2 separate regions of the Mus musculus genome follow, and region 1 is linked to region 2. A link is a loop called in an ENCODE intact Hi-C map of the cell type or tissue named here. Cell type or tissue: heart. All regions are shown on one strand. Each heading gives the region's core, and the rest is flanking DNA. Links, peaks and the distances in the headings are about the cores only.

Evidence for each region. Peaks named below come from ENCODE experiments on the same cell type or tissue, not always from the same donor. Only the 100,000 strongest peaks of a DNase experiment are listed, where the experiment ranks them.
Region 1: a loop joins it to region 2, with 8 times the contacts of the local background. A loop is called at or near these places in 29 of 42 quality-filtered maps.

The regions. Positions count from the first base shown.
Region 1 is chr6:92,216,339-92,223,976 of GRCm38, forward strand. No RefSeq gene overlaps it. Among named protein-coding and RNA genes, the nearest start is that of Rbsn, 5.3 kb to the left of the region's middle. In heart, for the core only: a CTCF peak has its summit at 3,304 (motif pointing right); no DNase peak of the experiment used is centred there.
Region 2 is chr6:92,265,146-92,272,783 of GRCm38, forward strand. Gm30688 (a long non-coding RNA gene) reads left to right here and starts at 4,490. Exons shown (of 5, transcript XR_001785327.2): 1 at 4,490-4,603. It also overlaps the pseudogene Gm44803. In heart, for the core only: a CTCF peak has its summit at 4,074 (motif pointing left); a DNase peak (open chromatin) is centred at 4,076.

The DNA of each region.
Region 1 (7,638 bases), core at 1,152-6,151, 49 kb before region 2:
TGGCCTCCATCCCTCCTGCCTCCATCCCAGCCTAGCATGGCTGTGGCACTTGACCCATTTGACTCTGGGAATGACTGTCTGAAGGTGGTCACAGTCTCTACTTCCTTGTGCAGATGAAATGAAGCCAGTCTCTTGGCCTAGGCTCCTTACCGTACCTCCTCAGCTCAACAGCATTGAGTATGGAGAGGACAACTCCTAGGGCTCCACAGACCTGAGCTCCTGCCTCCAAGAAAATCTTACTTTGTGACTCTGAATGTGTCCCTTGCCTTCTACTCTTCAGTTCTCCCACATGCACACAGAAAGTGGGACTCAAAATGGGCAGGCTCTTCTTATTTCCAAATTGGTAACTATTTGTGTCTGTTTGGTTTTTGGCTTTACTGTTTTCCAGTGCTGGAATTGGAACTCAGGGTCTCACACAGGATAGATAAATGCTATACCATTGAACTATGGTTCAAAGTCTGCTTTCTCTAAAACTTTGAACTCTGCAGAGAAAGGGACTCTTGCCAACATGCCAGAGACAAGTATAGCTTTGCCTGACACCAACATCTGCCTTTGCACTCCCCTCCCCCAACACACACACACACACACACATACACACACACACACACAGACAAAGAGAGAGAAAGATAGAGACAGAGACAGAGAGACAGAGACAGAGAGAGACCCAGAATGAGGCAGAATGTGATGAGCATGATTATTTGATGCCAGTGAAAGACCTCTTAATTCAGCCATGATTTAGCCTGTCATCATTTACAAAACCAACATCACATTCAGACCTCATTTGTTTCCAAAGCAATGGCAGCAAGCAAGCTGGCAGTTTGTGGATAACTATGGAAGTCAGTGGATTGGCTGCTACTGCTGTATTGATTTTCATTTCTTAAGCTCTGGGAATGAAACTTTGCACACACTAGGCAGGCACTGGGCTGCACCTCTAGCCCTCTCCTGATCCTTTAAGAATGATGGGGCATTCTGGGCATGGCAGAACACACTTGCGATCTGAGTGCTTGAGAGGCACTGGCCGGAGGATCAGGAGATTAAGAAAGCCTTGTTACATAGTGAGAACAGGGTCTGGGCTATTTGAGAGCCTATCTCCAAAAAAACAAAACCAGAGGCAGGAGAAATGGATATTTATGATTAAGAACAATTGTCACTCTTCCGAGGGTTCCAGTTAGGGCCCCAGCACCCACCCTGCAATCTGACGCCCTTTTCTGACCTTCATGAGCACCAGATATGCATGCAGTGCACACATATACATGCAGACAAAACACCAATACATATAAAAAAATTTAGAAATGATAGTGGAACAGATCAGCATAGATCCATTGTAGTTTATAAACAGTGTTTTTCTTATTTGTTCTCTGGACAATTCTATTACAGTTTCCCTTTTAATTATAATAATGAGTAATATTTATTTAGTACATGATAACTATTCTATAGGCTTTAAACATCTCAACATCATTCAATCTTATGAGGTACTCTCCAATTTACGAAGAAGCTGCAAATGGAATAGTTAAATGCCTTGCCCAAGACTCAACTTTCAGGTGAGAATAGATCGTTGTCATCTTGCTTTGAGGCCTTCACAATACTCACATTCCCTTCCCCTGTGAAGGCCTGACCTCTGAGATTTCCTGTATTGGTCCGCATCTTGTAGGCATCAAACATAGACCATGCCTAGACAGGGTATTAAGAAAAAAGAAGCTGAAGGGGAAATGGTGATGTGGGTAAACTTACATCCGGGGAAATTGAGCACAGTTCCCAAAGGGCGAGCTGCGCCCAATACCAGGCCCAGACCCCTGCCTAATGCTGAGTGCTGAGGTTGGCACACCCTGCTGAGGGCACATGGAAACATGACTGATTATGGAAGGCCCTTACCTTGGCCTGTAGAACAGGCAGATGAGATATTGGGCTAGGCTGTGTCAAATGGAAATATAGGGCCGCTGCAGAGCACAGCTCAGGACATAAGCAGAGAGGGGCTTTTTTACCCAGATGGAAATCTGAGTAGGGAAAAAGAAGTCTATAGCACGGGTGCTGGGGCCCTCAGTCCTAGGTGCTCCTGAGGAGTAGTGCTACAGAGCTCAGCTCAGGGTGTCTAAACCCTCAGTCATCAGTAGCAGCAAACCTTACACTTCTCAGTCCAAGGGATTGAGACCTTGAACTGGTTCAAGATGCAGGGGTCAAGAGTGCTTCGAGTGAGCTGACTGTGGCAGCACAAGCCTGGAAAACTAACAGCTAGGAAGTGGAGGAAGGAAGATCAGATGTTCAAGTACAGCTGCAGTTCCACAGTTTGAGCTCAGCTTTGACTTCAGCAGACCTTGTCTCAACCAAACAAACAACCAAACAACCAGCAAGGGCAGATAACTAGACAACTAGCCAGCCAGCCAGCCAGCTAGCCAGCCAGCCAGCCAGCTGTCCAGCCAGCAGAGGAGACAGCTAAGTCAGTAAGGTAGGTGACCCTTGAGCATGGGGACTTGAGTTTGGATCCCTAGAACCTACATTAAGATTAGGTGTGTCAGAGCATGCCTGTAATAAAGTGGGTGTGGAGAAAGTGCTTGCTCCTTCTTCTCCCTACTGAAAAGGAAGAGACAGGCAGATCCCTGGGGCTCTGTGGACAGCCAGTCTAGCCAAACTGGTGAGCTTTAGATTCACTGAGAAAGCCTACCTCAAAAAACAATGTGGATGGTAAATAAGGAAGACACCCAATTTTGACCTCAGGCCTTCACATGCAAGCACATTCCCTTACTTATATACACACACACACACACACACCAGCACACTTGCACACACACAAACCTGAATACACATTAGTAAATTTTTATTACAATGGTATTTAGCACATACCAAGTGCCAGATAAATGCCAGTTAAAGGGTGTATCATGGGTCTCTGGCTTGAAACATCACTTATCATAGCATTGCCCCTAGGTCTGAGAGACCCAGGCTAGAGTGAGGCTTACTATTCATTGTGGATATTGCTTGTTTCTTTCATGTGTATTTTTCCTCAAATATATTGAAAGCAGAAATAAATACTAAAAAGGTAAGTGGGAAAGATTAAGAAGTAAGCAAATCGCTGAGCATGGGACTGGCCCCTCAAGCCACCTCCTCTTCCAGATGTTTGTCCCCGGGTACACCCACTTGCTCATCTGAGATTTAGATTCACTATCTTTCACTGGTCCACTCAGCAAACCAAGCTGTGGGGAGGCATCCATCCCCCGGGCTCACAAGCCTTCTGCCTGAAGAACAAGTTTACCAGAGCTCAAAGTCCAAAGTCCAAGTCCAGGATAATCAGAGGGCAGTGAAGAGCCATGCTAGCCACCAGAGGGTGCCATGTAACCACTTAAGACCCATACAAATGGCCCAGGTGTCTGCAGAAGAGGTTTGGCTAGTCCATCTTTTCAGTCAGCTGCCTATATCTAGCAGAGGAGAGCCAGCCCCTGACCCCCAACACACACACACACACACACTCACCTAAACTAAACTGCAGTGTCCACACTGAACAGCAGCACGACACACCCTCCTGTTCTGGACTGGACCAGCGCCTTCTACTGAGCCTGGATATGTATTTCTGTATAGAGCCCCAGAACAACCTGCTAGACCTGGAGCCAGTAGAGTCTGTGAGCACCTCTGCCCACCCAGATGCTCTCTGGGTGGAAACCTTGGCCTTCTTGATTCCTCTGCTCCTTGGTTCCTATGCCCAATCCATCAGCAGGTCCCTCCCGCCACCCTACTTTGAGTAGATCTGAATAATGTCCACTCTCACAGCACTGCAGCCACCCTGCCATCTCTCATGGGACCACTGCAGCAGCCTCCCTCCTGCCCTTCCTTTCTGACCTCTCCCTGTGCCAACTCAGTCAGACATACCCCTCCTCTGTTCAGCAGCCCCAGAGGATCTGACAGGCTCAGGAGAAATGACCTTTTTCAGTATTAGGATGCTCTTGCAGGCTTAGGACCCTGGCTTGACCAAATGACTTCTTTCCCACTCTTTCTCGGCGGTTCCGGCAGATAGACTCGGGCTTATTCACAAAAAGGCAGCAGGCAGAAGCAGATGAGGTCCCTTAGGCCTGAGTCCAGAGCTACAACAGTATCACTTCTGCTGACCAAAGTAAGCCACAAGGCCAGCCTACATTGAAACACTGAGAAAAATAGACTGACCTCCTTCCAAGTACCGCAAAGATGGTTCCTTAGTCTTGGTCATGCTCACCCTAATTTCTCCCCTAATTCTTTCCAGAAACACCACCATCTCCTCCCCAAGGTCTTCATGTGCTCTCCTTGTTTGTTGCTTTTTGTTGTTGTTTTTCCAAGACAGGGTTTCTCTGTATAGCCTTGACTATCTTGGAACTTGTGCTGTACACCGGGCTGGCCTTGAACTCACAGCGACCCACCTGCGTGTGACTAGGATTAAAGGCATGTGTCGCTAACTGGCAGGTTGCTTGTTCTTCTTTTCCAATAATCCATTTAGTCCAGTTTGTGCTGCCTATAAGCTCCTGGGTGGGGGCCATGTACTGGAGCATGACTGAGCTTTCGGTGGCCACGCCCTTAAAGAAAGCTGACTCTCACTCCCCAGAAACCATCAACTCTCCACAGCGCCTCAGTTAGAAGGGAGACTTGTGAACTCTTTCCTTCTCCTTGAGCCGTGGTCATCCTGTGCAGGCAGACCCTCTACCAACCAGTCTCTCCCCGTCCCTAGGTGTCTCCCCAGCCCCAGGATGGACACCAGCTGATATAAGGAATGGGGCAGAGCCCATATCTCTCTTGTGAGGGACAGAGACAGGGAGCACCCAGGCCTCTTTGCTTTGTTCTGAAAACCCTGGCTTGTTTCTAGTATCTAGGACCCTTGAACCGGGATCCTCGCATTGGGCACCACTCGGAGCCTATTCCAGACACATTCCTACCAGGCTACATTGTGTTTCCTTTGCTTGGTGTTTTTATTTGGTTTGGTTTGTTGCAGCACCAGAGATGAGATCCAGCACCAGCTAGTACTCTCCACCGAGCTGCAGCCCAGCCGACAGATAGTCCCCCGTTTATGCGCTGTTCTCCATTTCCCTGTCTTTGTACAAGCCCCTTCTCTGCTTACCTGTCCTTACGCATCCTTACCTTTCCTCCTGTCCACTCCTCACTCAGATAGACCCATTTCCAGTGGTCATTCTCTCCACCCCTTCCCAGAGGAGGGACTCCATGTGAAAAAGTCCCAAGGACAAACGTCTAGTTCCTGAACAAACCTGTGACCAGGAAAATAGAAACTTCTTCAAGAGCCTGGCTGCTCCAATGCTGTCCCAGCTATGAGTGTTTGAAGGAGTTATTGAACCTGGTACACTTTCCTCTTCTTTAAAAATGGGACTCTGAGGACCCAAGTGAGGACTGAACTACCGTAGGCAGGGCCACAGGGCCTGATACACAGTGAGCTATTCTTAGCACACCTTTGCCCTGCAGTTCATTGGTTTGTGCTTGAACAGGGGCTGGCCTTGGGAATTATTTACTGAACTCCACAAGTTACGAATGACCCTTGCTTGTCATTAGTGGAACTCTGGATGGGAACGGGTGAGACTTTAGTCATGAAAAAATAGAAACGTCGATGAGTGCATTAAGCACTTTAATTAAAGCCTGCTCTCCACTCCCCCGTGATGTCTGGCCACTGCCTTCAGCCCCCATTTCTATTTGACACCAGGTGACACTTCTGATGACCAATATTGGGGGCCGCCCACTTCTGCCTGAGTCCTGCACCCATGTGCTAGATAGTGGCTTCCCACGTGTCTCCTGGCCACTTACTTTAAATAGCATCCTCTGGTTAAATGTCTATCCTAGAGCACAGCTTATATAAGTTGACCAGTCTTCCTGCCTTCAGCTCAGAGTCCCAGTCCCTTCTCTCAGTGAAAGAGCTGAGGCTACTCCCAGGTGCCAGCAGAAGGTGCACAGAGCTGCTGGGGTACAATGCCAAGAGAGCTCCGATGCTGGTGCCAAACACTTGGACTGTTCTGGAAAGTAGACAGCTGTACCTGGGAGGCTGTAAACTTGCTCATGTGGCCTCACTGTATAGCCACTATTAGAACCAGCCACCACTGAGTGAATCCCCCAGCCTCTCCCCATCCCCCTGCCCCCTTCTCTCTCTCAAGCCTCAGAGGTTCCAAGGCTTGAGCTGTGGCTGGATCTCTGGTCCAGTCTTTTAAGATCTATAAGTTGCTTGTCATTTCTCTTGAAAACAATTCACTTTCAAAAATGTAAAGCCCAATCTAGGTGTAAAATTTTAGGTTAGATATATTTGTTTTCTTTCTTTATTTGAGCTTGTATTTGTTTTCTTTTGTTTTTCTCTTTTAAAAATTAATGTATTCGCAGGACAGTGGTGGCGCACGCCTTTAATCCCAGCACTTAGGGAGGAAGAGGCAGGCGGATTTCTGAGTTCGAGGCCATCCTGTCTACAAAGTGAGTTCCAGGACAGCCAGGGCTACACAGAGAAACCCTGTCTTGAAAAAAACCAAAAAAAAAAAAGTATTTTATTTATTGACTATTATAAATTCACTGTTATAATATATAACAATATATTATATTATTATACTGTTGGCTATCAAAACCAGGACTTTCACTTGGAAGCAAGTATCTACAATCAAGCTAGATCCATAGCCCTCCCATGCCAGAGAATTCAGGCCTGTCCAGGGGGAGGCCAAAGTTGAGGGGGGAGGATGTAGTTGTCTTTGACTACTTTGTAGGTTCTTCTTTCCTCTATCTGTCTCCATCCTTTAAACCCCCTAACACTAGATAAGAGGGGGAAAAGGGATAGTGAGGAAAGGAAAGAGATCCCTGAATAAAGTCAGGGGCTAGAAAGGGGGTCACATTAGACTTCTTCCTGCTCATTAGGGATGTCAAGTTCCTTGGCGCAAGTTTGATCATCACCATCAGAATATCTAATTTCTTCTTGTTGGTGTTTCTTCTTTGGGCACAACTACTTAACAAACTATAACCAACAACAACCAATAACAAACAACAAACAACCAACAACCCCTTTCAGGGCTCTAGTCTTTATAAACCCTCTGAAAAATCCCCAGAATTTAAAATGTCACACATTCACAGAAACCATGTGCAGCTGGCAAACTCATGTCCCCACTAGAGCATGAGGCAAATCATAGTCACCTGCTGTGGACAATCTGAAGCAGCCCCATATCCCATACCTGGGATTAAAATGAAAACATATTCTTATAATATTTCTGGTTTTTTTTTAAGAAACTAAAATTCCAAAATTGTCACTACAGGGGTACCCTAGTATTCTGGTGGCTCTAGACCTGCTGCTCTCTCCTGTAGACACAGTGTTCTCTAGCAGAGTAAGCATCTCTGATTGCTCTGAAATCAGGCATAGTGAAGTGATGTCTGGTACGTGTTGGCTCTCATGGGGTCCCTGAGTACTGGGCCTTGTCAGAAAGATGGGCTGTGGGCAAGCCGAGGCCAGGAGGACCCAGACCCTATAAATCTAGAGAAGGCATTTTAGAGGTTCTTTGGCAGGGAGCTCAGAGTCTGAGGGCCCAGAGGGCCCAGCAAAGACCCACAGGATGTCCCAAGAGAGAAATCAGACCCTGGTCTGGAGGCAAAGAGAGCCAAGCATTCCTAGCAGAATGGGGCTGTACTTACAAAGATTGGCCCTGAGCGTGTGAGGTACCC
Region 2 (7,638 bases), core at 1,470-6,469:
CTGAAGCCCAGAGACAGCTAGTGACTCAAAGAGGCCACACAGCAGGCCAGTGGGGGCAGCAGAGGAGGGTGGACTGGGCAGAGCTCGGTTGAGGTACACTGCCTAGCCTAGCATACCTGAGTCCTGAATTCTATCTTGACACTGCAAACAAACAGACAGACAACCACTCAGGCTTTGGAGTCCAGACTTCAGATTTCAAAAAACAAAATGGGGCTGGAGAGGTGGCTTAGTGCTTTACAGCTCTCGCCACTTTTTCAGTTTGGTTCACAGCTCCCTTCCGTGGGCAGTTCAAAACTATCCTCTGGCTTGTTCAAGCACGTGCACACATGGGGTGCACATGCAAGCATATGCTCCGGCATGCACAGGTATACATTAAAAAAAAAAAAACAAACCCATAAGTTTAAGAGTTCTTGTTGTTTTCATGGTAGACCCAAGTTTAGCTTCCAGCGCCAGTATCAGGTGTTTCACAGGCATCTGTAACTCCAGTTCCAGAGGATCCAGTCTCCTCTCTGGCCTCCTAAGGAACCTGCACATATATGTACAAACACACATGCACACACATGTACACATAAATTAGACAGATATGCCTCCTTGACAGGCTGAGTGGCCCTGAGCAGGCATCTTACATTGGTAGCATGGGCACAGCCCTGTGGCAGTGAACTGGAGGGAAATGAGGTACTGGTGTAGAGGCTGCCCCTCTCATGCCCACCCTCGCAACCCACAGGTGCACAGGACAGAGGGCGGTCAATGCCTGGGCTAGAGAGCCCCTGACCCCATTTACTACCTGAGCACACTTGGCCAAGGCTCTTCTTCCCTTAGTCTCTCTTGGCCTGCCTGGTGTGAGGGTGGTGGTGTATGACACCCATCTCCCAGACCATTTGAGCTGGCATTTGTCATTGGGTCTGTGAGGGGATAGCATGAGGCACACAGGAAGCCCGAGCAAATGGTGGCCGTCATCGCTTGAGGCTGGCTGTACCAGGATGAATCGTGCTTCCCTCTGTGCCCCAGTCCTTCTGGAGGTCCAGACAGAAGCCGCCTCTCTAATGAATGTACCTCTCAGCCAAACACGGCTGCCACCACATGGCTCCCCTAGTCAAGGTTCTGGCTCTAGTACATCTCTCCAGTGAAGCATTTCTGTATGCTAGGGAAGAGGATGGCAGCTACTGGCACTGATTTCCTGCTGGGACCACAGCCACAGCCCAGGGAGCTATGGGAGCTCTGCTGAGGTGGGAGATGCTGGGCAAGACTGGAGCCTCAGAAAGAGGCATGGCTGACACTTCCCAGGTTTGGTGCCCTAGAGCCTGGGCTAAACAGTCCCAGCTCCCCAGGATACCCACGTGTGTGCCCACATTTCTTGGTACGACACAGGATTGACCACACAAGCATCCATAGAGCATCATTAACATTCAAACACCTTCAGAGACAATTTTGGTTTTTGTTAGTTTTTGAGACAAGGTTTCATGTATCCTAGGCAAACCTTGGGCTCACTATTGTAATCAAGGATGAGTTTAAACTCTTGATTCTCCTGCCTCCACCTCCTAAATCCTAGGATTTTCTTTTACTTACAAGTTATTTTATTATTATTTTTGAAACAGGGCTCCATTATATAGCTTTTTATTTATTTAATTTATGTACTTCTGAGACAGGGTCTTACTTTGTAACCCTGGCTGTCCTGAATCTTGTTATAGAGATCTGGCTGGCTTCAAACTCACAGAGACGTATATACCTGCCTCTGCTTCCCAAGTGTTGGGGTTAAAAGCTAGGGCTAGTACAACTGGCTGGTATTTTATTTTTATACACGAGGGTCTCATGTGTCCCAGATTGTCCTCAAGTTACCTAAGACCTTGAACTTCTGATCCTCTGGGCTCCACCTCCTGAGTGATAGGATCACAAATATATGCCACCATGTCAAGTTTGCACAGTGCTAAGGAGTGAACCCAGCACCTTGTGTGTGCTAGGCAAGCATCCTATCCACTGAGCTACAACCCCATCCTAATATGAGAGTTATGTATGTGTACCACCATCCCTGGTAGGGATCTCTTCACAGACAGGAGGCTAAGTCTCAGAGAAGTAGAGCTATCGACATAAAATCATTCAGAGTTCAAGTCCAGGTAGGTCAGATTCCAAAATATTTGCCACAGTATCATTCTACCATTTCCCATTTAACCATTGAGTGATTTCCTTGCTGGACCCAACTGTGAGGTTGTCACAGGTGACTGGGCAAGATGGTGTGTGTGCGCTGTGTTTTTTGTGTGTCTATTTGCAGGCAGTGTGTGGTGTGTTAATTCTTTTGGGTCTATTCACAGTCAATAAGGATGAGCAGTCTGTGAGCTGGGTTGAATTCCAGTTGCTACTTCTCACAAGGCTTCTTAAATCTACTGTGGCCCAAATAGTAAATAATTTGCCTATGGCACATGCTAGCGATCTTAACACTCTGGAGGCCAGAGCAGGGGAGTCATGAGTTCAAGACTAGCCTACATAATTCAGAGTCCTTGTCTCAGAACTGTGTCTGGCCAACTGGGACTACCTCACTCCAGTTGCCCTTCCCACAGGGGCAGTACTAGTTTTTGGCAACAAAACAAAACAAAACAAAACAAAACACCTTTGGTAGACAGGTGATGGCGCTCTAAACCTCCGTATCATGGAAGGTAACCTCTGTGGACAGGCATGGTCATTGAAGAATATAGTGACAAAGCATATGAGTCAGCCAGCGGTAGCCTTAGTGACACAGAGACGTGTGCATGGATGTCACATCAGTGGCTGAGGCAGGAATACACAGATCCACAAACCTAACCACGCCAAGGACCCCTGACTGTGAGCAGAAGCTAGAGAGGGCAGAAAGGGTGCCATGCAGGTTCAAGGAGAGTGGGGCTCTGGTGACCTGTAGCTTCTGGGGCTATAAGACAGTCTGTGTCTGTTGGTCAAGCCTCCAGTCAATATTACTTCATCATGGCTATCCTAGCACCCTAATTTACTGTCTCTAGGCTCTGCCTGACACAGAGCCCCTTGCCATAGGTGGCTCAAACTCTATTCCCTGGCTCTGCTGAGCAGTCACGTGACCCAAGCTTGGGCAGTTGAAATACCCCATCTTTTCCCATACATTGGCTTAGGATAGCCTTCTAATGAGCTTCAACCTCAGAGCTGCTGTTAGAACTGTTGTTACAGACTCCTTCCTGACTCTGAGGTGCCACTACAGCCTAAGAGCCTACAGGAGTGAGTGAGTACTATTTTGAACCTGATGTCACATCCAGCTAAAGAAACTGAGGCACATTATGGCAGCCGGGTGCAGAATCAGTTAGGACAAGAGAGGACCAGGTTTCAGTGGGTCCTCCCTGACACCCACTGTCTCCCCTTCTGAGACCCTCTCATGTTTCCTTTGGAGACTGTTGCCCCTCCCGCCCCCCATGTTCAGTTAGAGGGAGGAGACCATCTCTCACAGGCAGCCTGGACACAAAACAGGTCATCAGGAGCAGCGATGGTTTCTGGATGTTTGGGTAGCACAGCCCCAGCACATCAGAGTAACTCCCAGACATTTGGTAGAAGCCTTGAGAATGAGGCTGTCTCCATGGTGGCTTCTCGGCAGTTTGAGCATCTGCTTGTAGCTGCTGATGGCTATGCTGCTGCAAGGAGCAGAGCCGAGAGGCCCTGTGACAGGACACAGTGACACAGTCAGAGGCCTTGGATATGGTTCTCCCTGAAGGTGTCTCCTGGAGTTTTTTTTTTCTTTTTTCTTAAGGCAGTTCGATGTGAAGTTCTAACACATGCTGAAATACTGGCTTGAGGACTGTGCCAGAATCTTAGGTCCTATTATATTGCCTCTGGAGCAAGCTTGCCTCTCCCCCCACCCCCCCATCTTTGTTCAATGTCTCTTTTCTAGAGGACCTTTTCAGACTTCAAACCCTGTCTAAAGCATGAGTCAACAACTCCTAGAAACCTTCCTTGATCCTTCTATGGCTACTAATTCCTCTCATCACTTTTCTGGCACCTTGTGGCTCCCAAAGTCCTGTTCTGAATCCTCTGTGTCCCACAACCTGTAACAACACTCAGGACATTTATGTAGCTCTGCTGCCCTCCGGTGGCCAACAACAGAAATGCATGAAAACGCATCCTGAATCCCAGCTCCTCCCCATATAAAAGGAGCAGGTTCAGGCAATGGCCACACTGGATGCCCTGTGGTCTTCCTTGCTAACTCTGGTAATTCTGCTCCACCTCTAGAGGTATCCCTACAAACCTCGGCTTTGTTTGTTTTGTTTGCCTGGTTAGTTTGTATCGACCTTGGAACCCAGGAAGTCAAACATGGTAAATGTGGTGGATAGTCTGAGCACGTATGTATCCATGCCTGGAGCTTAGATTTTCAAGACAGACCGTTCAAGGGTCCCAACATATCTTTGTCATGAGGGAAAAGGCAGCTCCGTGCTCAGAAATGGACAGAAGTCTAGCTGACGTTTCTGAGTTCACATACAGCTTCTAAGCGAGATAGGATGTTGAAGAGGCAGTTGGCAGAGCAACAGCAGCCAGTATTGGAATTCTGGGACCGAGTCCTCCATTTTTTTCAGACCAACAAATCCAGAAGAGGAAATGGGCTGCATGGACCCAACGCCTAGTAAGTAGCATGCAGGGCTGAAAAAGACCACTCCTGGGTTCTGGCAGCTCCTTGTGCTTACCCTTCCTTTGGGGTCTGGAAAGAAGAAGCCCAGCTTGGGCCCTGATTCCCTATTCTTGCCAATGCCCAGATTTGTGAGACGATGGGTTGGGGCTTAAGCCATGCAGTTTCTGGTCCTTTGTTTGGTGGTCTGAGCTGCAGAATTGCTGGAAGGCCAGGCTGAGAGCCAGAACTGCTGGCCTCTTTAAGGCTCTCCATCAGAACGTGTGCAGGAAGAGCTCGAAGTGGCTTGCTACTCTCCTGCTTTCCTGGCCCACCCCTGGCCTATCCTATACTGCTGAGGGAAGGACCTCCCATTCTCACCCACCTCGCAGTTCCCTGACCCTACTTTGGATCAGGGACTCCAATCCTCAGAGGACACTCTGTCCTTATATCATGACCAGGACTGGGAAGAGGCCCAAATAGCACCAGAACATTGGGTCAAAGAATTCTCTAGCACTGAGATTAGCTGTCTTGTGTAGAAGGGGGAGTGGCTAGGCGTTTTCACGTCCATTACTGTGGGCCTATACCACAGGGTGTGGCTCAGATTTAGGGTGTATCTTTCCACTTCAAATGATCCAAGAAAAGACCTCACATGCCACGCCTGGCTGGTGGGTTTTAGTTGAATCTAGATGTAGTCAAGATGGCAACCAAGGTCAGCCATCATGCATAGATGTGTTGCTATGTACATGTGGCTTCTCTCTGTCTGCTGCTTACGCTCATGTGGAACTATACACCACTGGGCTGGGTCATTTTCTAGACTACACAAAGCCTGTCTTTAGTTGGGGTTTCTGTTGCTGAGATGAAACATAATGACCAAAGCAACTACAGAGGGAAGGTTTTGGTTTTTTAGCTTACATATTCAGAATCAGAGTCCATTGAGGGAAGCCGAAGCAGGAGCTCAAATCAGGCAGGAACCTGGAGGCAGGAACTGATGCAGAGGGCATGGAGGGGTGCTGCTCATTCATAAGGCTTGTTTATCATGACTTGTTCAGTTTGATTACTTTCTTTCCTTCCTTCCTTCCTTCTTTTCTCTTTTCTTTTCTTTTCTTTTCTTTTTCTTCCTTTTCCTTCCTTCCTTTTCCTTCCTTCCTTTTCCTTCTTTCCTTTCCTTTCCCTTCCCTTCCTTTCCCTTCCTTCCTTTCCCTTCCCTTCCTTCCTTCCTTTCCCCTCCTCCCTTCCTTTCCCTCCCTTCCTTTCCCTCCCTTCCTTTTCCTTCCTTCCTTTATTTCTTCCTTTCTTCCTTTCTCTTCCTTTCTCTTCCTTCCTTCCTTCCTTCCTTCCTTTCTTTCTTTCTTTCTTTCTTTCTTTCTTTCTTTCTTTCTTTCTTTCTTTCTTTCTATTTCTTTCTTCCTTTCTTCCTTTCTCTTTCTTTCTTTCTTTCTTTCTTTCTTTCTTTCTTTCTATTTCTTTCTTTCTTTCTATTTCTCTCTTTCTTTCTATTTCTCTCTTTCTTTCTATTTCTCTCTTTCTTTCTATTTCTCTCTCTCTCTTTCTTTCTTTCTTTCTTTCTTTCTTTCTTTCTTTCTTTCTTTCTTTCTTTCTTCATGTTTTTATTCTTTGTGCACAAAAACTAGCATGATTGGTTCCACTTAGTAGACAATCGAATAATCCATTCAAGGTCGCTTAGTCCAACTTAATGAAGCCTGTGTCCTTCACGTACTGACAGAAGCACTGACGACACATATTCAGCCCATATTTGCAGATCAGACCGTGGCGGTTAGAGCACACATGGCAAGAGCCAAACCTCCATGGGTGACTCCAGTAGAGCTGCTGGTGACCCATCTTGTCTTCAGACACCCAAAGAGGAAAAAGGTCGGTCTGCTTTCTTATAGAACCAGAAACACCAGCCCAGGGGTGGTCACACCTGGGTTCTCCCACATTGATTACTAATTAAGATGTCCTATACCAGTGGTTCTCAACCTTCCTAATGCTGTGACCCTTTAATACAGTTCCTCATGCTGCAGTGACCCCCCAACCATAAAATTATTTTTGTTGCTACTTCATAACTGTAATTTTGCTAGTGTTATGAATCACAATGTAAAATCTGTTTTCTAATGTTTCTAGGTGACACCTGTGAGAGAGTCATTTGATCTCCCTCCCAAGGAGTCACAACCCACAGGTTGAGAACCATTGTCCAATAGGCTTCCCTGCTTACAGCTTGGTCTTCTGGAGGCATTTTTCCCAGTTGAAGTTCCCTCCTCTTAGAAGACTAGAGCTTGGGTCAAGCTGGCATGAAACTACTCAGCACAAAGCCCACACAAACAAGATTTCTAACCCTCTTGGTTTCATACACTGTTTACCTGGGATCTTACAAAGCCCCATAGTTCAGCAGTTTATACACAAGTAAGATTAATGTATGACCCCATCCTCTGCATGTATATTGTTGGTATTCAACTTTCTCTTATGAAGGCCGTGCTTCCATCTCACGACCTCAACCATGTTTGCTTCATCACAGCTGGGCTTCTTATTGGCTTTTTCTTCATAGAAAAGGAGGTGGGCGAGGCTGTTGTTGTAAATGCTATTAATTCTTACTATGACCTGGTCAATCCACCCCAGATAATCAGGACAGAGTCCTATGGGTTTATTTAATCTGTTTTAGCACAATTACTGGGTGATTACCCCTAAACTATTTTTTCCCAGCTGCACCAAGTTACTTGCTGTCTGAGCCCCTCCAACCCCCTGCCACCCTCATTATTTCTGCTCTGTTAGTCTGCCCTTGGGCCGCATTTCACTTGGCCACATGATTTGGTCCATCCTGTCTAATGAGACTTCCTGATCTCCATCTTCTGCCTACTTCTCTCCTCCACCTCCTGGTCCCTACCTTCAGCTCTCAGTCTGGTAACGGAAACCCACTGATCTCTATTCTCCTTAGTAATTGGCTGTAGCCATTTTCACTTAACCAGTCAGAGAAGATTGGTGAGCAAAGTTTATACAACATCATTTGATGTAAATGAGGGACTGCAACCAGACCTTGGGGCCAGTATTTAGCATAT